Regions from separate parts of the Mus musculus genome. Here region 2 is linked to region 1. A link is a loop called in an ENCODE intact Hi-C map of the cell type or tissue named here. Cell type or tissue: gastrocnemius. All regions are shown on one strand. Each heading gives the region's core, and the rest is flanking DNA. Links, peaks and the distances in the headings are about the cores only. Region 1 overlaps Gtf2i (general transcription factor II I). Region 2 overlaps Gtf2ird2 (GTF2I repeat domain containing 2).

Region 1 (11,632 bases), core at 1,509-9,508:
GTGCGTGCACACACACGCACACAGCCTAGGACTTTCTAAAGCAAAGGCTTCATTACGTTCTTCAGTCTTATTACAATGGAACAAAGCTAGTATTTTACTCCCTTCATGTAAACCAGGCTGGCCTCACACTCGTAAAGCTCCTCTTGTCTCTGCCTCTTGAATGATGAGACTAAAGGTCATGCTACAAAAACATGGCAATGCTTTCCGTGTCCTGGGACACTCTTTCAGACCTCCGACAAGCGCACTGGCTTAGGGAAGAGCGAAGGACGCCATCCTTGCTTCAGCGTGGAGGGTGGTACCGCCAGCCTCGCTCTCCTGTCCATTCTTCCCTCCAAGCTTAGCTTATATTAACTTCCAATCTTATGCTCACGTGCTTTCAATTTTCCAGATGTAGAGCAGTGGTACTCAACCTTCCTAATGCTACAACCCCTTAATACAGTTCCTCGTGTTGTGGTGACTCCCAACCTTAACATTATTATTGCTGCTACTTCATAACTGTAAACTTGCTACCGTTATGAACTGAAATGTGAATACTTTAGAAATAGAGGTTTGCCAGAAGGGTGGGGACCCGAGCAGCACACAGACGCTGTGGCTACCTTTCTTGGTGTGACATCAGGTGGGCAGGCTCTCAGCCCTGCACACACTCACGCACACACTCTAAGGTGGAAGAACCGGCTGTCGCAGGAATGGCTCAGCAGAGCTTTCTCTGTAAGCAGGAGGATCAGGGCTCAGATCCTCTGCCGTCAACCACTGTCAGGTACGCAGCGGCCCACCTGTAAGTCAAGTCTCAGATGGCAGAGACACCTGCTGTAGTGATACCGGCTAGACCTCTGAGAGACCCATCTCTAAAGAGTGCAGTAGAAGAGTGATATTAACCTTGAAGCCTACAAACATACCAGCACACACACATGTAGCTATGTGTCACAAATGCACACATACAAACACAGGGAAGTTTGAAGATAAAGAGATATGCAATCTCGCACGCTTTTACATACAGTCTGTGATTAGTACTTGACAGCATTAATAAACAAAACAAACAAAAAAAACCGAGCCAACCCAAACAGCCAAGAGCCCCATGCAAGTGCCTGGCTTACTTCTTAATCACGAAGCGGATCCTTTCCTTCGCCAGCAATATCCTCTCAAGGCGAGGAATGCCGTACGTCGACGGCCTTCTAAAAGGAATCCCTTCAGGAAGCCCTTCTACGTAAAGATCTTCAACATGGGACTGGAAAAGAGGGTACGGGATCGTCACCGGGCCTTTGGCTTTGATGGCTTGAGCTTTAGGATGAAAAGAGAAACGCGCAGTCGTTACAAGACAACAGAATGACAGGCGACAGGCAACGCTGCTTTGTCTACAGAAGTGAACCACAGTGGGCAGCATGTGTACGACAAACTCAGGACCACCGAGGCTTTACAGCATAAGCGTTTGTTATCTATGACTGAACTCCTAAAAGGATTTCTTTCATATAACGAGATGGGAAACATTCTTGATCTGCACCATTCATGATAACAGACAATTCTTTACCCAAGGGTAAAAAGAACGCAGCAGTCATGGACCATGTCCTCAGGGCTGTGCGCACGGTCCCCAAATACAGCGTGTCCCTGTCCCACCAGCACCACTGTCGGCTGGTGCTCTGCATCAGTGCTTCCCACGCCATACATGTTAGCAGTGGACAGGGACAGAGCGGAAACTTTGCTGACCCCCTAACACAAATACCAAGTCTACATAACACAGTTAGAATTCCTCCTGCGGGCCAATTACCACGGAGGTTGCTTTCAGTGTATAAAACATGACTGTTAGGACATTTTCACAGCAGTTGACTCACAATTACTTCCTTATACACAAAAGATTCTTGGTTGGTGGCTATGGTGGTGATTCCATCACTCGGGAGGCAGAGACAGGAGGAGCTCTGTGAGTTCCCTGGTCTCTATGGTGAGACTGCCTCAAGCAAACCAAACAATCCAATAAATGGCAGTCTCCGGAACCTTTCACCTCACACTGCTCCTGTCACACTGGACAACTCTAGCTCAGAACCCGGCTAATTACAACATGAAAGCACTGAGAACAAGCATGGCCACCGCACCAGGTGGCATCTGCAGGGACCTCAGGACAGGCCCACTCAGAGCAGGAGGCGGGGAGCACGAAGACAGACATGGAACCCTGGCCTAGCTATGACCTGACTGCTGTACCTCGCTACTTCTACATGAACCACCTGCTTTCCCTGCTTTGAAATGAGTGAATTAAAAGCATAAGCTAGGACTGGAGAGATGGCTCAGCGGTTAAGATAACTGACTGCTCTTCCGGAGGTCCTGAGTTCAAATCCCAGCAACCACATGGTGGCTCACAGCCATCTGTAATGAGATCCGATGCCTTCTTCTGGTGTGTCTGAAGTCAGCTACAGTGCACTCACATATAATAAATAAATCTTAAAAAAAAAAAAAAAAGCATAAGCTAAGGCCTGAACACAAGGTGGGAGGAAAATATGAAACATTTAGCAAGTTTATTACATTTTAACTCTATGAAGAGCTCAGCCACAGTTAAGGGACCAGGGGGGCTGAAGGCATGACACAATGGTCAAACACTGTTGCTCCTGCAGAGCTTCAGTCCCAGGATGCACTGCAGTTTACAGCCACCTCCACACAAGGCGCACAGAACCTACGTGGATGCACCCTGAACACTCATACATCTAATAGAAAATAAATGGTTTTTAGAAAAGTCTCCAAGAGCCAAGATCAACAGAGTGTAGATCTGTGAGTATGCATCCGAGCTAGCCATGATGGCACACACCTTAAGCCACACCCTCTGGAGGCAGCGGAGGTGCAACTCTGTGAGTTCTGGCAATCAGAACTACGAAGTGAGACTCTGCCTCAAAAGCACGAAGTGGCGTGTGTTTGTGTGTGTGTATGTGTGTTGCTTCCACTTACTGGTAATCCAGAAAGTGCTTTTTTTTTTAAAATTTATTTATTTATTATATGTAAGTACACTGTAGCTGTCTTTAGACACTCCAGAAGAGGGAGTCAGATCTTGTTATGGATGGTTGTGAGCCACCATGTGGTTGCTGGGATTTGAACTCAGGACCTTCGGAAGAGCAGTCAGTGCTCTTACCCACTGAGCCATCTCGCCAGCCCCGGAAACTGCTTCTAAGACGCCCTACATGTATAAGGGACGGATGTGAGGAAGGCTTAGCTCCCTGGCAGACCGGCCTGCCTGGTCTGAGCAGTGACCTGATCTGGATGCAGACATACCATATTTTCTTTCGAACAACTCTTCAACTTGTTTCCGTAGGTCAGTGATGCGTGCGTTCCATTTCTCTGAAAATGAGAGGGAACCATTTTCAGTAAATAGGGCAGCTTGGCACTCTACTCTCTAGAGCAGACAACCTATCTATCAGCCCACCTCAGTCGGGGTTTTTTCCTGCCTCCCCAAGGGTCTTTCCTTTTTCTGTGTTTCTTGGGAACAGCTGGAGACTGAAGGACATTTGAAACTTGTTTTTAGAACAGTACCCAGCCCGCCTCTTTGGAGCTTTTAAACTTCTGAAGATAGGCAATCAGATAAGACTGGTCCAATTAGGCACTACAAAACAGCAGCAAAAAAAAAAAAAAAAAAAAAAAAAAAAAGAGAGAGAGGGAGGCCTACACAGGCCCTCTGGGACACCCTCTGAAGCCTGTTAGCTGCAGAAAGGCAAGGCTTTATTGGGAGGTGGCTGCAACTTCCACAGGATGCTAAAAAAATTAAACTCACATACACACAAACTCCAACTAGCAGAGCACTGGTCTACATCTCTCTCAACTGGAACAAAACAAAGACAATTTCAAACTATGGATACAAATCTAACACCCCTGTATTTACTCGGTCCCTTAGAATACATGGGCAACAGAGTAATACTGAAAACCAAGGCACTTCCTTGTAAAATGAAGGTTTTACTGCTTTGAAGGGGAGGGGGGCACCAAATGCAGTCTCCTCCCCATGGCTAACAGACTTCCTACAGACCCACCCACTGCCTCTGACGTCACTGCCTCTGATGTCACTGCCCTCCGCTGAAGACACTTACCAAAGTTGAACTCCCTCACTTTGCGCTTGCCAGCGTTGGCGGGCTCCGGGACGGGCGGGGGCGGGGGCGGCTCCGTGCTCTTTAGCCTCTTGGTGGGTGGAGAATAGTCATCATCTTGAAAAAGAAAACCTTTGTTACCGGGGGAACCAGCTGCTGGGTGTCAGCGTGGTTTGAGGGCAACTCTAGCCACTCACGAGGACTTCCTATGCTCCCTCGCTGCAGCTCCACGCTACACCACTGCCCGCTGCACCGGCCAGGGCAGCTGCTCATCCCCTCTGACCAGTTTCTCCCCTAAGAATTTTCATGGCTAGAGTTATGCTCAACTTCAAGGGTTTGGAGGAAAAAGGTTTTACCGGAGGCAGCTACTTCACTATAACAGTACAAGCGTGTTATAGAAAAAGAATGAAGGCCTAGTCAAAGAATAAACTCACAAACCACTCTGATGGCCGCGAACAAGGGGGTTGGAGAGGGGCAGGGGCAGGGGTGGCCTAAGCCAAACCTGCAGTTTTTTTCTGTTAGTTTAGGATTTTTTTTCCTTTTAGTTTACTATTTGCTTCTTCTGGGGCCTGACTCCGGGGCCTTGTGCTCTCCCACTAAAGCCCCAGCCTTTTGTTGTTGCGGTGACTTGAGATAAGGTGGCTTTGGATTTAGGATCCTCCTGCCTCAGCTTCCTAAGTGCCAGGACTGCCGCATGCACCACCAAGCTGGCTCTGTAAACCTTTTCAATAGCACAACGTTTCCACAAAGAAGGGAACAGAGATGTTGACTCGCTCAACATAGGACCGTGTACAAATACCCTTCAGGATTCAAGCCCAGGTACACACAGGGCAGTCCCGTGTGAAGTTCATGTTCACTCTCTCAATGCACCCCACACTGGAGCGGGGGATGCCTGGCCCAGGGAACCACAGCCGCCAGCATCCCGAGGTCAGGACCCACCCCTAAGTTGTCAGCTCTAACATCTGCAAATGGAGCACACAGAATCTTTAAAGACAGAGTGTAAACTGTCGGGTGTAGTGGTGTACACCTTAATCCTAGCACTCGGAAGGCAGAGATGGGTCAGTTCTAGGCCAGTCAGGTCTATACAATGAGACTTTGTCTTAGAAAGGAAAAAGAAAAAAAGGTGTAAGTAGGAAGATGGAAAACTCAAGGTCTTCCTCAGCTGCATACCAAGTTCAAAGCCATCTTGGGCCTTGTGACCCAATATAAGAAAAATCAATAGTACAGAATAGAAATTACTATTTAGGGACAATGGCTATCAGAAATGACCATTCAAATACAACAAAATATTAAGCTAATTATTTTAAGGTGTAATTTTTACTCTCAAACCAACTTTTTAAAAAAAGTCAAACAAACTGAAGCCAGGTGTGGTGGCCCAAGCCGGTAATCGCAGCCAGCATCTGAGAGACAGATGTCACGCTTGAGGCCACTCTGGGCTTCCACAGAGAAGAAAACTAGGTGTCGGGGCACACACCTGTGATCCCAGCACAGACACAGATGGAAAGTTCAAGGCCAGCCTGGGCCACATTAGACACAGATGGAAAGTTCAAGGCCAGCCTGGGCCACATTAGACACTGTCTCATTTTTTAAAAAAGAAAAAGGAAACAGAGGGAGGCTGGGCAGTGGCTCCGACTCCAGTTGACTCTGGGTTAACTCTTTCTCCTAAGCCCCTCAAAAGATGGTCTGCAAAACAAAACAAAACAAAACAAGACGGGCATGGTGGTGCACGCCTTTAATCCCAGCACTGGGGAGGCAGAGGCAGGCAGATTTCTGAGTTCGAGGCCAGCCTGGTCTACAGAGTGAGTTCTAGGACAGCCAGGGCTATACAGAGAAAACCCTGTCTCGAAAAACAAAAACAAAACAAAACAAAACAAAAAGATGGTCTGTTCAAACCCAGGCTGAGGGAAAACAGGCAGGTAGATTTTTTTGTGTCAAGGTGTCACTTCTTAGGCTGGGTATAGTAGCTCACACCTTTAATCTCAGCCCTTGGGAGGCAGAGGCAGGAGGATCTCTGTGAGTTCCAGGACAGCCAAAGCTACAGAGAAACCCTGTGGGGGGTTGGGTAGGGTACGGGCACAAAATATGCTGATAGTTTATGAAGATAATCAATCAGACATGAACATTAAAAAGTCTAACAGTATTTAATACCATTAATGCTAACAAAAACTGCAAAATGGTTTAAAACATAGTCTGGTTGCACTCTCCTGTGAGACATGAAGGTACAGCAACAAATACAACATGGGGCTGAAGGCGTGGCTCAGCGGTAAGGCAACTGTTCACAAAGTTCCTGTCAGGCTGCTGGGCGGTGTCGAATCCCTGTCCCTTCCCTTTAGAGCCAATCCTGTAACCTGTCACTTTGCACTGGGTCCTCTCTGGCTATGCGTGAGCTGTTTAAAGCACTACAAATGCTGGCCAGTCAAGTACCAACAAACTCAACAGCTGCCTCAATGGCTTCCACCCTCCCTGCACCAGGCTGGGCCTCCTTCCTGCACCACCTGCTCTCCAGTCTGCTTCACAGCGGCCCTGTAGCATCAAGGTAATGGGTATGAGCTGTTGTTGCTCCAGGCAAAGCAATCTAGCCAGCCGGCAGGAGCCTCACCAGGCGCACATAAGGCTCCTATGTTGGTGGAGTGCTGCAGGCTTCAGTCATCTGAAGCAGCCAATACCCTCAGCATTAATTTAAAAAAAAAAAGCCACCCCTGGACCATGACTCCCTCCCGACTGTCAACCCTAAGCTTCCTAATGACACCGCAGAGCTGAAGAACGCTGTGTAACCCACCTAGCTCTCACCTGCATGCAACCAAGTGGTGGTTTAGCAGGGCTAATAGTAAGGACTAACGTGACCCCATTCCAGTGGGTGGCACACACAGTTCTGCAGTAATGTGTGTCGGTGCGCAGTGAACAAGAGACCAGATGGACCACAAGCATGCAGAAAAATTTATGTGGCTTTAAAGAAAAAAAAAAACAGAAAAAAATTCCAAGGGAGTTCACCCATGAAAAACACAACATGAATCAGAAAACAAATTCATTCGAAAGCAACTTCAAGAAAAGTAAAATAAAGCCCAAAGTCAAGATCAGAGGCGGGGCACATATGAACGTATGCAAATGACTCAATGTGCTCAAATGGTTTGGGGCCAGGGCGGTTAAAGGCAACTGTGTTATAAGGAAACAGTTTTTCAAAGGCATCTCTTTATTACCTAAAGAGACCTCACAAAACAAGATAAAAACAGACCAAGCTCGAGATCCGTCAAACAATCCAGGGAGGGAGTGATCCAGCCTGCGAGCGTAGCCCCTAGTCACAGCAATGCTGGGGCTTAGGGTATGTGGGACAAATGTCCTACACCTTCACTGCACATGGCAAAGGAAGTGGCCTTCCATCCTAACCCCAAACATAACCTCAATGTTTATGAAACTGAGGCCTGCACAGTCTGATAGCTACAAAGCTTCCCAGAGCTGGGTTGTTGACGTCAGCTGTGAGCTGCTAAGGGCTGCCTCTAGTCACAGGATTGCCACAAACAAGAGCCCAGAGACCACACTGTAAAATCCAAACAAGGCTGGGTTGTTTTTTTCCCCCTTATTTCTTCTTTTTTCTAAACTATATTGGAAAAGTAGAAAGATAACGAGGGGAAACCCGTTTCCCGGCAGCAGGGGCACTCGTAGTTCTGAGCCCTTCCTACACAGCGGAAGCACACCCTACCCAACCAAGCATCTTCTCTAGCCATGCTTTTCCTTTACTGTTTAAAAAGATGTATTTATTCTATATGCATGTTGGTTTCACGATTGTATGTGCACCACATGCAAGCCTGGTGTCCCTGCAGTCCAGAGGAAGACACTGGCTCCCTGGAAGAGAAGTTACAGAAGGCTGTCAGCACCGACTGCCCAGTCACCTCTGCAGCCCCAGCCTTTCCTCTTAAAAGGGTTTCATCCATGACTGCAGGGACCTTTTTCCATCCCCTTCGGTTTGTTTCTGTGGTTTCAGTACTAAAAGAGCAGGATTTACTTTGCAAACAATCTTAATCTAGCCACTGTACCAACGTGGCGCCAGGTGTGGTGGCACACACCTTTAATCCCAGAAACCAGGGGGCAGAGCCAGTGAGTGGATCTGTGTGAGTCTGAGCCAGCCTGGTCTACACATCGAATTTCAGAACATCCAGAGCTACAGAAAGAGAACTTGTCTCAAAAAAAAAAAAAAAAAAAAAAGGAAGCGCCAGATGGTGGCAATGCAGACCTTTAATCCCAGCACTCAGAAGGCAGACACAGGCCAGCAAATTCCAGGACAACCAGGGTTACACAGAGAAACCATGTCTCAAAATACTAGGAAAAAAACAAACAAACTCCAAATCCAAAAACTGAAAACCTAACTTGGCTCTGTATCTTATCCAAGGTTTTATTTCTACAATTCAAAAAAGCACCCACTCTTCTCACTTCTGCCTAAAGAACAAGGCTGGTTCACAGACTCAGAGGTTTTTACCAGTTCATCAGGGCTTTTCCATTTTAAAATGTGTACTTCACTCATTCATTCATTTACTGCCCGTGTTTGGAGAGGGCCGGGAGCTTCTCGCCAGTGGGATGTGGGGAGCAGGAGCTGGGTCTCCTCTGCTATGGGGGTCCTGGGGACTGAACTCAGGTCATCAGGCTTGGTGACAAGTGCCTTGACCAGCTGAGCCACCTTGCCAGCCCTTAATAGGTTCTTAACTAAAGGTGACAAAATGTCAATTCTTCAACGGACCAGGAAAAATTCAAAAGAGCTTTCAGGTTAATAAAATCACGTTACAGAGAAAGACAAATCTATGGATTCATTGGCTGACAGCAGCACATGGAACATGAGGAGATTTCTTCTGTCAGGTCAGAGGCATCAAGCAGCTCACATCTTCAGTACTACAGACACACAAGGGACAGGGACAGAGAGACAGAGAGAGGGAGACAGAGCACACCCAAGCTCCCAATCCAAGGGAAGTTATGCTGCGGCCTGGGAAGAAGCCCTCCCCCCGGCTGTGTGGGGCTGGGGCTGGGGCAGCGGCACGGGCTTTGGGACAAAGGTCTGCTATGCTAATGCACCTGTACTTGGCAGCACCCACACAAACACGCGTGTCTGTAAATCATCCTTCAGCGATGGACTGCCACCGCTGTCAGATGAAGGGCAGAGTGGCTGCAGGGCGACCCTGGGATTAAAGGGAAGGACTTGAATGACAGGCGCACCTTTAATCCAGCCCTTGACAACAGAGGCAGGCACGTCTTAGAGTTCAGGGTCAGCCTGGCCTCAGAGTGAGACACTACCCTGAAAAACAGTTAAAAATATTAAAGGCCTTTAACCTCAGCACTCTGGAGGCAGAGGGAAGAGGATCTCTGTGAGCTCTAGGCCAGCCTGGTCTACACAATAAGTTCCAGGCCAGGCAGGGATGCAGAGTGAGACCCTGTCTCAAAACAAAACAAAAGGAAAAAAATCAACTAGGGGTAAGAAAACTTAGCTAACGGTGATTATTTTAAAATTTTAAATATTTGTAACCATTATTTCCAAACATTTTCAAAAAACAAATAGTGTAAATAGTGTACTGAGAGTCGGGGGGGAGTGGTTACTGACCAAGTATGATGGCATATGCCTATAGTCTCAGTTACTTGGGCAACCGAGGCAGGAGGATGGCTGGAGCCTAAGAGATTGAGACTGTCCTGGGCAGCCTTGTCCTCCCCTTTTCAGACTGAAATTCAGGGGGCTCCAGCTTTAGTTCTTGTACCATAACCCAAAAGATCCTGGAATCTGCCTCTGTGTGTGGACCTGTGGATCTAAATTTGGATTTTTTTCCCCTCAATTACTTCTGCATAGCTGTCACCCAGGACGCCCAGAGCAACCGGGGAGCCCTGCTGGGGCGTGGGCTGCTCTGTCCCCAGCTTCCTTCAGAATGGATGAGACGCATACTCAATGTGACTATGACATATATGCTCATGACCAGAAGGGAACTCTTGGCGTCAAGGCTTAAGTGACTAACCTTCAATGGTCACCTCAACTTCGGGGTCCTCACTGGTTTCTGAAGGGACATGTTGAGTAGAATCTTGAAAAAAATAAAATTCTAAAATGACATTCATTATTCAGCATATCCGTGTGCGCCAACACTTACTGTCTGGGACTCCAAAAGCAGCCTACAATAAAATGCAGCTGGCGTCTGAATTCATTTCATGTTCTTTAAGAATATTTGACCCTTGATTATAACTGGGGATGAAAGAAAACAAATGTAGAGAACCCTGGAAACTGTTAAGATAATCACCACATTACCTGCGTCGGTGGCCTCAAGAGCCCCAGGCTCTTGCGGGGAATGCAGCCACAACAAAGTCATAACTGTTTCCTTGCTCTGACTGGAGGATGCCAGTTAGAGCATGAGACCTGCTTTCTAGTTTGGACCCTGGCCTCTCGCCTTCCAGGCGTCCTAGCAGTGGTTTACACAGTTAAATGAAGCCACCATAACATTTTGCAGAGGGGACCTTTGCAACAAGGGAGACCAGTGACGGACGGCATGCACGGCTGCTGCTGACTCGGTCAATCTGCAGGGTCCTTCCACTGAGGCTCATGTTATTACACAAAAACGCACAGCCACAGAAAGAGAGGTTAGTGCTGGGCGGGCACTCTTGTTAGCTCATTAGCTCTTTTATTCTGCAAAGGCTGAGAGATGAACCAAAGACAGCGGCGGCGGCCACTGCTGTCAGTACAGGAATAGAGAGCAGAGAGAACCCAAGGGCGCTCAGCTGTTAACACTGGAACACAACAGCAAGAATTTTGTCAGAAACAAGTCTCCCGAGACCTAGTACGTGTTGACAGACTCGTGAAACTGTGAAGCAGTCTGGGTGCTGGATGAACCATGCAGGTCCTATGCCGAGGCCTGCTGACAGCAGTCCGCCCACCTAAGACCTACCCCAGAGGATAGCCCCGTCACCTTCCTAGACCTCCCGTGAGCTCACCACAAAAGTCAGTCACATACGAAGAGTATCTCAAGTATTTCTCTTTATGCTTTATTGTTCTGAGACAGGGTCTCACTATGTAGCCTGGGCTGGCCTGGCACTCACCATGTAGCCCAGGCTGGCCTCAAACTCATGAGTGATCCTCCTGCCCGAGCCTCCCAAGTGCTGGGACAACAGGTGTGCGCTACTACACCCGGCCAGACCATCTACACTTCTGAGAGAAACGGATTCCTACTAGAAAGCCTAGCTACTTCTGCAACTGAGTGTGCAAAGATCAGCCCGTGACTTTGTTAGGATCACCCCTGCCCCACTAGAAGAAGGCAAAAGGTCGAATTCCTCATTTCTTAAATAAAATCAAACAACAGATAGAAGAAATGCAAAGTTGCAGGATAAACCCCCACCCCCACGTGCCCTATAAACAGCAGCTAAGGAGAGGAATACAGAGTCTGAAGCAAGAGCCAGCCGCCTCGCAGCTACCTCCTTGGAGGACTACAGGCCCTCTGTGAGCTACTCCAGCCGCAGCAGTGAGGGCAGTGAGGGCTCCCACGTGCTGTGCAGTCAGGCCCCTCAGCTGAGGGCCCGGTGATGAGGAGGGCTCCCAGGCCAGCAGAGCAGCAGCCATCCCTGAGGCAGCT
Region 2 (11,632 bases), core at 2,493-10,492, 57 kb before region 1:
ACACTGTCACTGTCTTCAGACACACACCAGAAGAGGGCATTGGATCCCATTACAGATGGTTGTGAGCCACCATGTGGTTGCTGGGATTTGAACTCAGGACCTCTGGAAGAGGAAGCTTTCAGTGCTCTTAACCACTGAGCCACCTTACCAGACCTGGGAGCCATTTTCATTCAAACTACCATAACTATCTAGGAAGTTCAAGCCTGGGCTACATGTGACTCTATCTCAAAAATTAAGAAACCCAAGCTGGGACGTGAGGGCCATCTGGCTGCGACATCTGTCACCCATTGACCACCAGGGTTGATTCGGCTGATCTGGCTGGCTAGGCGGTGTTCCCTTCCTCCCTCACCACTCCATGTGCGTCCCTCCCGGACGACCTCCCCCGAATAGAGGAGGACCGGTCTTTGGTCAAGGGTATACGAGTAGCTGTGCTCCCCTGCCTGAACCTCCAAACAAGCTCTCAAGAAACCCAAGCTGAAGAGATGGCTCAGTGGTTAAGCAGATTAGATGCTCTTCCTGAGACCTGAGTCCAATTCATAGCATACACATGAGGGCTTACAATTAGTTGTAACTCCAGTTTCAGGGGCTCCAACATCCTCACACAGACATACACGTAGGTAAAACACCAACTGCACATGAAATAAAAATGATGATTTTTTTTTTTTAATTAAGAAAAGCTTCTCAAAGCGACATCCTGCATACAGTCATGGATCTATCAGGTAATGCAGCTTATTGAGGCAAGTCAGCAGTCTGTAAAGGACCAAAGTCGGCTGATTAAAGATGCACCAAACCTCATCGAAAAGACTTCCAGGGCTGGAAAGATGGGTCAGTGGTTAAGAGCACTGTCTACTCTTCCAAAGGTCCTGGGTTCGATTCCCAGCACTGACATAGCATCTCACAACCATCTATAACTGCATCCCTGTGGGATCTGAGTCCCTCTTCTAGTGTGTAGCTACACCTGCAGACAAAACTCCCATATACATTGTCTTAGGGTTTCTATTGCTGTGTCAAAACACCACGACCAGAAAGCAAGTTGGGGAGGAAAGGGTTCATTTGGCTTTCATTTCTACATTGCTGTTCATCGCTGAAGGAAATCAGGACAGGAACTCAAGTAGGGCAGGAGCCTAGAGGCAGGAGCTCATGCAGAGGCCATGGAGGGTGCTGCTTCCTGGCTTGCTCCTCATGCTTTGCCCAGCCAGCTTTCTTATAGAACGCAGGGCCACCAGGCCACAGATGGCACTACCCACCATGGGCTGGGCCCTCGCTTATTGATCACTAATTGAGAAAAATGCCTTACAGTTGGATCTCATGGAGGCATTTCTTAAACTGAGGACTGTTTCCTCTTTGATGACTCTTGCTTTCATCAGGTTGATATAAAACTAGCCAGTACATACATTAAAATAAATAAATAAATAAATCTAGCTGATTGCTATGGCCACAGCAATAGGATGACTGTAACAGGATCCACTGCCTTCCTTGTGAAACGGATCTGATTCCCGGTAGCTAACACTGTTGTGGGTGGCTGAGCACATCACCCGCTGTCCTGGCACTGCGGAACAGTGAAGCATGGCATCATGGAGGAGACCTGCCAGTAAGCCTTGTGCTCTTTCCTCTCCCCTGCCTAAAATGCTTTCGATTTGTAGATTAATTCCAAGATATGTTTTTTTCCATAACAACAACAACAATAGACCACTTCCAGGAGGATCAGTGGGTAGAATACCTGTCCCTAGACATCCCCAGCACCCGCATATTCTTAGGAAAGAACCAACGTCTACAACTCGACCTCTGACCTCCATATATGCATTATGGCATGCACCGCCACACGTGTGCATGCACATAATAGATACATGAATTTTTTTTTTTTTTGAGACAGGGTTACTCTGAGTAGCCCTGGCTGCCCTAGAACTCACTCTGTAGACCAGGCTGACCTTGTCCTTACCGAGATCTGCCTGCATCTGCCTCCTGAATACTGGGATTAAAGGCGTGCCCCACCACAGCCCTGCTTAAAACAGTTTTTTAGAGATAGGAAACAAAAAGGACTTTGTAGTGGTGCGACTGATTTGGGGTCACTCAGGCTTCTGTAACTCTTTTATTTTATTTATTTTATTTTAGACAGGGTCTATGTAGCCCAGGCTGGCCCCAAACTTAACTGTGTCCTAGAAGATGGTCTTGAACTCTTGCTCCTCCTGCCTCCACCTCCCGAGTGCTGGGGATGTGGATCCCGGAACTTCTGCGCCCTAGCTAAGCGCTCTACCTACTGAGCCACATCCCAGTCCTTAAAATGCTTCCATTGCATTCCGTGGCCTCTTTGCTTTATTCTAAATGTTTTATCATGTTTCTAATTTATGCATTGGTGGGGAAGGGGGGAATGCCATGGTACACATGTGCAGTACTCAGTTCCCTCCTTCCATAATATGGGTCCTGGGAGTCAAACTCAGGTCCTCAAGCTTGGCTGCAATCACCTTTACCTGCAGAGCCATCTCGCCAGCCCCAGTGACTTCTGTATGTTGTGTTTTGGTGCTGGGCTGTAGACTGCTTATTCTCCTTTCAGGAAGCCAGCATTTTTCCGCCAGCAGTGACGTCACTGGAATGGAGCTACCATCTGAAGGTTAGAAAACGAAGTGTCTCCTCCCCCTTAACACGGGGGAATAAAGAAGGTGGCCTCCTGGCATGTCTGTCTTAGGAAGCAGCATTAGGGGCTGTGTGGTTTGCGTTTCCGATCTGTAAGTGCAGTGAGTGGGAACCCCACACCGATGCTGCCCACTGTGGCCTTACCACGGTAGGTCTTTTTGTTTGCTGGCAGAGAGGATGTAGGTAGCCCAGGTTGGAGCTCACCGTGTAGCTGCTGACCTCAAACTCGCAGCCTCCTCTCTGCCTCCACATGAGGGAGGAGGGTGTGGCACTATACATCTGGCCTTTCTTCCCTTTTGTTTATTTATTTTTGTTGTTGTTTATTTGTTTGGTTGTTTTATTGGTTTGTTTTGTTTTTTTTAAGACAGGATCTCACTCTGTAGCCCTTGCCAGCCTGGAACTCACTCTTTAGACCAGGCTGCCATCAAACTCCACAGGTCTGCCTGCCTCTTCCTCCCAAGTGCTGGGATTAAAGGCTACACAATCACACCCAGCCCTCTCTTTTTAGAAGACAGGCTTTGAACATAGTTCAGGCTGGCATCAAAGTTGAAACCCTCTGCCCCAGCTTCCTTAGAGCAGAGATTGGAACCGGGGGCCACCGTACCCTACATCTCTCTTTTTTAATCCTAGTAATTCATTTTTTAAAATTCATTTCACTTTTTAATTGTGTGTGTGCATATCTGTGCACCTGAGTTCGGGTACAGACATAGGGTAGGAAAAGTATCAGATGCCCTGGAGTTGGAATTACTGCCAGTTGTGAGCCTCTCAGGACGGGTGTTAGGAAATGAGCTCTGGTCTTATCCAAAAACAAAAAAGCGCCTGCTTGCTTGCTTGCTTGCTTGCTTGCTTGCTTATTTATTTATTTATTTATTTATTTATTTATTTATTTATTTATTTGATGTATATGAGTGCTCTATCTGCATATACACCTCCATGCCAGAAGGCATCAGATCCCTTTATGTGGGAATTGAACTCTGGACCTCTGGAAGAGCAGCCAGTGCTCTTAACCGCTGAGCCATCTCTCCAGTCCACTCATCCCCACCCCCCACCCCCCCAAGAGTTCTTAACAACTGAATCCTCTCAGCCAGGCAGTTGGTGGCCTGTGCCTTTAATCCCAACACTCAGGAGGCATGGGTAGGCAGATCGACATGAGTTCAAGACCAACCTGGTCTATAGAAGGCATTCCAGGATAGCCAGGCTACACGGAGAAACCCTGTCTTGAAAAACCAAAACAAGTGAGTCACCTCTCCAGCAGCCCCTCCCCACCCCATAGCAGTCGATTACAAAGTTAGGAAGCACCATCACCACGTGAAACACCACTGCCCAAGTAGAGGACCCAGTGTCCACGACTGGGAACAGATCTAGATTGCTTGGTCATATGTAGAAGTTTCTATCTCCTCTAATCCCTTAGAGGAGAAGCCCATGTGAAATTATGATGTTTACTTCTGTGGAGACAAGGTCTGACTGGCCACAGACTTCCTTGTGTAGACGACAGGACGACCTCCGTCTTCTAATCTCTATGCACCGCTAAGGTTGGGATACAGTGTTTGTACATGCTAAGCAGGTGCTCTACAAACCAAGCCACGCCCCCCAGGCTGACATCATAAGTTAGTGCCTGATGATTATCTCTTACAAAAGTAAACTCACTGTGTGTTTAGTATGTACAAACGGGGCTGGAGAGATGGCTCAGCGGTTATGATCACTAGCTGATGATCTTCCAGAGGTCCTGAGTTCAGTTCCCAGCACCCACATAGCAGCTTACAATTGTAACTCCAGTTCTAGGAGATCTAACATCGTTTCGTGATCTCTGCGGATGTGAGCAAACACTCTTATACATAGAATAAAATAAACCTTCTGAAAAATTCTAAAACCAAGGCCATCCTGGGCTACCAAGTGAGCCCTTGCCTCCAAACAAAACAAAACTCCAGCATGAGGATAAATGTGGGTAGGGGTGGAGCTGGGGGCAGTAAACTGTGGGAGCCTGAGATTGCTCAATCATGAATGTCATTTTAGATGTTTTCTTTTTAAGAGTCTACTCGGATGGTCGCTTTAGAGACCAATGAGGACCCCGAGACTGAGGTAAAAATGGAAGGTGAGTCACCAAAACGCTTGTTATTGTCACATGGTCAGGGTGACTTTCCACGCAGCCCTCACTACTTCTGAAATGATTATTGTACGGTGGTGATTGGAACCGGTGTGTGTATGTTCACATTCATGCATGTGTTGGATGAGAATGAGCCATAGGCTCCCATGTGTGAATGCTTGGTCCCCAGTTGATGGAACTGTTTGGGAAGGATTAGGAGGTGTGGCCTTGGTGATGGAGCTGTGTCCCTAGAGGTGAGCCTGGAGGTTTCAAAAGGCCCCACCATTTCCAGTTAGCCCTCTCTGCCTTGTGCTCATGGATCACGATGTGAGCTCTTAGTTACTGCTTTAGCACTGTGCCCGCTTGCCTTCTGCCACAAGGGTCATGGACTCTAACCCTCTGGAACCATAAGCCTAGTAAACTCCGCCTTCTATAAGGTGCCTTGGCAATGGTTTCTTATCATAGCAACACAAAAGTAACTAAGACAGATGACCATGTCTCGATGCATGGAGGAGTCAGAGGACATCTTTGTGGAGTCACTTCTCTCCTTCCTTCCACCTTGAGATGGGTCCTGGGGACCGAACTCAGGCCACCAGCTTTGCAGAAAACGTACCTTTTCCCACTGAGCCACCTCACTGGCCCTCAAATAGAAATAGAATTAGCCCTCTCTTTAGCCACAGTTAGAATTAATTTGAGGGTTTGGTTGGTGGGGGACACAGTATGGTGTCCACATCCTCTATTTATGAAAAGCCAGCAAGGCCACTTGGAGCCCTGGGTCCTGATAGTTTCACCTTTGCAACGAGAGTAAAAGGTTTAATGATGGCAGCTGTCTCCTTATTGGGTGGGCCGCAACAATCAATTGTTTTTGAAGATGTCACCATGTACTTTATTAAGCAGAAATGGGCTAGCCTAACACTCACTCAGAAGGCCTTGTACGATACGGCGGAGGACCTTGCACAAGTGTCTTGTCTGGGGCTTTCTCCAAACCAATTCTCATTGCCAAGCTAGAGCACAAGCTAGAGCAACCCTCATTGCAAGCTAGAGGCGGAGTTCTCCCAGTCAAAGGAAGCCTTTGGCAGTGGGGGTTAGAAAGCAGGCTTCACGGGGCACCTCTAAGAACTGAGCAAATACACCCAATGAGCCAAAAGCACAGCGCGTGCAGTGAAAGTAAACATCCCTCCAAATCAGCCGAGCAGACAGGAAGAGAGATTAACTCCTGACCTGTCTATCCCAGCTTGCCGAGGAAGGCGAGTCAAGAGCCAAGTTGAGTGATGTCCAGTGCACTGTCTCTTTTTCTGTAGTCACGTGGACTTCCTCAGAAGCAGTGCTTTTCAGTTCACTACAGCTCTTCAGCTGGATGTAAGGAATCTCAGGCCTCCCTCTCCCTGATGATCATCCTGTTCAGCCGCAGAGTACAGGGTCAGAGGATGCCATCCATCTGGCACATTAACAGCTGTCACAATGTTGCAACAAAGTACTGAATTAATGAGACTGCAGGGCGGTGGTGGCGCACACCTGTAACCCCAGCACTTAGGAGTCAGAGGCAGGAAGATGTCTGAGCTCAAGGCCAGCCTGGCCTATAGGACAGCCAGGACTTCACAGAGAAACCATATCTTGAAAAAAACAAAAACACAAACACAAACCAAAGAGACTGAAGAAATGGCTTAGCCATTGAGAACAATGTTGTTGATCTTCTGGAGGACCCAAATTTAGTTCCCAGCCAGCTCCCATCTCGTGTGGCTCCCAACTGCCTCTAACTCCAGCTTCTTCTGGCCTCTGTGTGCTTACATGCTTGCATCCCAACATAGACACACACTCATACACATAAATGAAAAGACATTTTTTTCTAAGAACATCAGCAACTTAAAAGAGGAGGGGAGACAGTCTTTCCCAGCGTAGCAGACACTGCACGGTAGCCAGAGCTGGAGGCAGCTGATCACATTGTATCCACAGTCAGGAAGCAGACAGATTGATGCTGGTGCTCAACTTTCTTTCTTCTTTTTGTTCAGTCTGGGCCCCCAGAGCATGGGGTGGAGCCCCAACATCAGGTTGAGACTTCTCTCCTCAGTGTACACTCTGGAAGCACCCTCACAGACATGTCCAGCCAGATTGACCTTGAAGGTCAACCATCTTTCAACACCGCACACAGGGGTGGGGATAGGGAGGCAGTATCCAGGCTGCACTTCTCCTTATGTAACACTTGGGTATATTTTAGAGACTTGCAGATTTTCTGGTCACTCTGACTCTTTCTGTTTGCTCTCAAGGAAATGCAAGTCCATCCAACCTTGTAAACTCTGCAGCAGGTGTTGAAGACCTTAGGATCATACAGGTGACAGTCGCAGGTGGGGACATCCACTTAATGTCTTCATCATTTGAATCACAGTTTTCTTTTTTGTAAAGTTTGTTTTCCTTTATTTAGGTGTGTATGTGTGTCCAAGCGTCTGCCATGTGAGTGCTGTGAGTGTGGTACCCAGAAGAGGGCACAAGATCCCTTGAAGCTGCCCTGAAACTGGCTCTGCAGACCAGGCTGGCCTTGAACTCAGAGATTGGCCTGCCTCTGCCTCCCGAGTGCTGGGATTCGAGACATGTACCACCACCCAGCTGTATTTATTTTTAATTTGTCGTGATTTACTTTGTTTCCTGGGTATGAGTTTTGTCTGTGTGTGTGTGTGTGCACTATGCAGTGCCTAGTGCCCATCAAGTTCAGATTGGAAGGGTAAGATGCATGCGCTGGAAAGGAAACAGGACCTTTGCAAGAGCAGCAAGTGCTCTTAGCTACTGAGCCAGCTCTTCAGAGGCCCCCTGAGCCACTCTTTAAAGATTACTTATTTAAGTTTTAAGACAGGGTCCCACTCTGTATCCCTGGCTGGCCTGGAACTCACTGTGTAGACAGGCTGGCCTCTAATACAGAGATCTGCCTGCTTCTGCTTCCTGAGTGCTGAGAGGTATGGACCACCACACCAAGCTTTTAAAAGAATGTTTTTAATTAGAGCTGGATATGGTGGTGCATGCATTAAACCCCAGCACTCGGGAGGCAGAGGCAGGCAGATCTCACCCTGGTCTACAGATCAAGTTCCAGCACAGCCAGGGCTGCACAGAGAAACCTTGTCTTGAAAAAGCAGGAAACCACCAGGCGTGGTGGCGCACGCCTTTAATCCCAGCACTCGGGAGGCAGAGGCAGGCAAATTTCTGAGTTCGAGGCCAGCCTGGTCTACAAAGTGAGTTCCAGGACAGCCAGGGCTACACAGAGAAACCCTGTCTCGAAAACAAACAAACAAACAAAACAAAAAACAAACAAACAAAAAAACCCAACCAAACAAAAAAAGCAAGGAACCAAACCAAACAAAATTTTAATTAAAAAAAAAAAATAATTTTAAAGTATTGAAAGATATCCCCTCTGAGCCCTAGCCTCGTTTTTCTTCACTTCTTGTCCTGTGGGATGGGCTGAGGTTTGCATTACAGTATTGAAGGCAGCGATGGAGATACCACCCTTGTCCTGCTCAGCACTGAACATGTTCCTCAAGAACAGCATGCGCAGTGGCTGGAGACAGGTCAGGGCTGAGAGGGTTTACTGTTCGTGCAGAGGGACCCAGGTTCTGTTCCCATCTCACCCCCGCTCATAACCACCTGAAGCTCCAGGGGACCCCACATCTTTGTCTAATCTCCATGGGCGCTTGCATGCGTGTGGCACACACATAAACACAAATAAAAAAAAACACAAATTAAAGTAGGGCTGGAGAGATGGCTCAGCAGTTGAGAGCACTGACTGCTCTTCCAGAGGTCCTGAGTTCAATTCCCAGCATCTACACAGTGGCTCACAACCATCTATAATGAAATCTGATGCCCTCTTCTGGAGTGTCTGAAGACAGCTACAGTGTACTCATATTAAATAAATACATTTTTAAAACATTTTTTAAGTATTATGGGGTATGTTTCTATGGGATTGTCAAAATTATCATCTGTAACAGCTTCCGTTTTGTGTATTTCCCAAATGCTCACTTACTGTGCTCAGGTAGCTAACCAATAAGACAGGTAAACAGGCATTTCTGCTAATATCTGTCTTGAAGAGGAAAAAAGTGTATGAATGAGCCTGGTTTGTGTCTTCCTATTATTTGTAGATAATGAGAAGGAGAGGCTCTCAGGCCTCGAAAAAATTAAGCAACTGCGAGAACAAGTAAACGACCTCTTCAGCCGCAAGTTTGGTAAGTTTCTGTTGTTGGCACACATCCATTACACTTAAGTGTGTGTTGGAGGGCATGCACACACGAAGACACTGTCCTTGGAGACCAGAAGAAGGCGTCAGAGCCCTTAGTGCTGGAGTTACAGGCACCTGTGAGCTGCCCAACATGGGTGCTAGTAACAAACGCAGTCCTTTGGAAGAGCAGCAAGTGATCTTAACTGCTGAGCCATCTCTCCACCTCCAACATTTATAGACTTTACCCACCCCACCCCTTAATGGAGTACTGAACATTGAAAGTACTCTAGTCCTGCTATAATCACTTGCCGAAATTTCTTTTCTAGTTATTTATTTTTGAGATAGGCTGTGACTGTATGACATAGGCCAGTCTTGAATTCAATCAAGATATTCTTGAAAAGTGCCGGAATTACTGCCCTGTGCTGTTTTTGGGTAGTTCAAAAATCTCCAGGGAGTAGGCAGTTCTTGAACTTTTGATTCTCCTGATTTTAGCCCCCTGAATAGCTGGGATCCTAGGCCTGTGCCACCAGGTTCAGCACAGTCATTGTTGGGTTTGGAGACAGCAATGTCACTGTCTTGGCCCAACTGACGTCAAACACTTAGACTCCAGTAACCTTACCTCTTGGCTACTCAAGTACAGATGTGCACCTCCAGGTCTAGCTCTTGACACTAAAGACAGAGCCCAGGAAGCCTGGCGTGTGAGCCAAGCATTTAAGAATTCAAGTCCATAGACTCTGACTCAAAAACAACAACAACAACAGACAAACAAACAAAAAACCTAAAGCTTTGAAAACTAAGGCACAGAGGCATCCAGTTTACCCCGCACCTCTCATCACAGGGGAGGCGATCGGAGTGGACTTCCCCGTGAAGGTTCCCTACAGGAAAATCACCTTCAACCCTGGCTGTGTGGTGATTGATGGCATGCCTCCGGGGGTGGTGTTCAAAGCCCCCGGGTATCTGGAGATCAGCTCCATGAGGAGGATCCTGGATGCTGCAGACTTCATCAAGTTCACGGTCATTAGGTGAGTGAGTCCCAGCTCCCCTAGAGCAAGCTGGAGATGGGCAGCCGCCTAGTGAGCAAGTCTGGAGCCCAGCCAGGAGACCAGCCGGGTGGGGAGGGGCCACCCTTCATCTTGGAGTCAGGATGCTCCAAGGCATTCCACTCTCTTCTGCTTCTGCAGCTGTGCCTCTGGTCCTGTTCCTCTCATTATTTTTTATTATACTTATGTATGAGGGGCTTGTCATGGCACATGTGTGAGGACACTTATGAAAGTCAGTTCTTTCCTTCTACCACGTGGGCCCCAGAGATTGAACTCGGGTCTCGGGTTTGGCAGCAAGCATCCTCACCCACCGAGCCATCTTGCTGACCATTGTGGGTTTCCCCCCCTCAGCCTCACTTCCGAGTTTGCCTAGCTAGCACTGTGTCGACACCACCAGAAGTGTGGAGACACAGCTAGCTGGGCCGAATGAAAACAGACTTCCTTCCCCTGTTCCTCCCCTGTCTCCCTGCAGACCACTTCCTGGACTTGAACTCAGTAATGGTGAGTATTTTGAGAAGCAGGAACATGGCAGGACACAATGGTTTGTGTAGTGTCATGGTGGGCACTTAGCACAGGGCCCTCCCACCTGCAGCCTGGAGCCTGCCAGTAAAGCAGGTGGCCTTTCAGATGTGCTGGTTTGGTTTGTTAAGGGCCTGGGGATGACGCCCAAGGTCTCTCGAGACCTAGGCAAGTGCTCTACCTTTGACCTACACCCAAAGCCCTATTTACCTTTTATTTTACTTCTCTTTTGTTCCTTGGTTTTTATTATTGTTGGTCTCAAGGTGCAGCTCTGCCCAGCCTGGAAACTCCCTGAGATCCACCTGCCTCTGCTTCCCGTTTGCTGGGTCACAGGTACACAGCACTGCACCCAGCTGTCTGGTGTTTTGAAGACAGTGTCTCACTCCTTCAGTCCCAGACACTTGCCTACAATTTATTATGTGGTCCAGGCTGCCTTCTAAGTCACAGAAACCGTCTTGCTTCTGCCTCCCAAGTGCTAGGTTACAGGCTCCTGGCACCATACCGGGTTTTATGTGGTGTTGGGTATCAAAGCCAGGGGGGCCTCTTGCATAGCATGCAAGCACTCTATCACATCTCCAGCCCCACTACAACTTGTTAAGATACATATATATATATGTATATTTATGCTGTCAGGAATTATTCCACTTAACTGTATAGTGGCTTCAAACACCAACACACCGAGCCCAGTATGCTGCCGCAGGTCTGTAATCCCAGCCCTGGGGATTGCATGAGTTGTAGGCTAGCCTGGTCTACACAGTGAGGCCTTGTCTCAAAAAAAGCCAAAACACACAAACTCAATCCCCACTAACACGTGCACATATAACCACACTACTCACCTGAGTTAGGTGGGGGCTGACTCTACCCTGGCACTTTTGAGGTCTAAAGCTTTGGCAAGTCGTGTATTTCCTTTGCTTGGTCCCTTTTTTAATATTTCAAAGCTCTCTTGGAAGTTAGGCAAGGTGGCCCACAGCTGTAATCCCGGCACTGAGGAAACTGTGGCCAGAGGCCCACTAGGAAGGAGTTCAGGGCCAGCCTGAGCTACAAAGTAAGGCAGTCTCAAAAACAAACAAAAACAATCAACAAAACAGTAAACATGCCAGGCGTGGTAGTCCATACCTTTACTCCCAGCACTCAGGAGGCGAGACATGTGGATCTGTGAGTTTG

Evidence for each region. Peaks named below come from ENCODE experiments on the same cell type or tissue, not always from the same donor. Only the 100,000 strongest peaks of a DNase experiment are listed, where the experiment ranks them.
Region 2: a loop joins it to region 1, with 1.8 times the contacts of the local background. A loop is called at or near these places in 2 of 42 quality-filtered maps.

What each region holds. Positions count from the first base shown.
Region 1 is chr5:134,262,491-134,274,122 of GRCm38, forward strand. It overlaps Gtf2i (general transcription factor II I), which reads right to left. Exons shown (of 34, transcript NM_010365.4): 11 at 10,034-10,096; 12 at 4,053-4,166; 13 at 3,247-3,312; 14 at 1,095-1,278. Among named protein-coding and RNA genes, the nearest start is that of Ncf1, 39 kb to the left of the region's middle. In gastrocnemius, for the core only: no CTCF peak of the experiment used is centred there; no DNase peak of the experiment used is centred there.
Region 2 is chr5:134,204,220-134,215,851 of GRCm38, forward strand. It overlaps Gtf2ird2 (GTF2I repeat domain containing 2), which reads left to right. Exons shown (of 16, transcript NM_053266.1): 10 at 2,552-2,608; 11 at 4,661-4,723; 12 at 6,979-7,056; 13 at 8,833-8,916; 14 at 9,748-9,931; 15 at 10,422-10,450. Among named protein-coding and RNA genes, the nearest start is that of Ncf1, 20 kb to the right of the region's middle. In gastrocnemius, for the core only: no CTCF peak of the experiment used is centred there; DNase peaks (open chromatin) are centred at 5,909 and 10,001.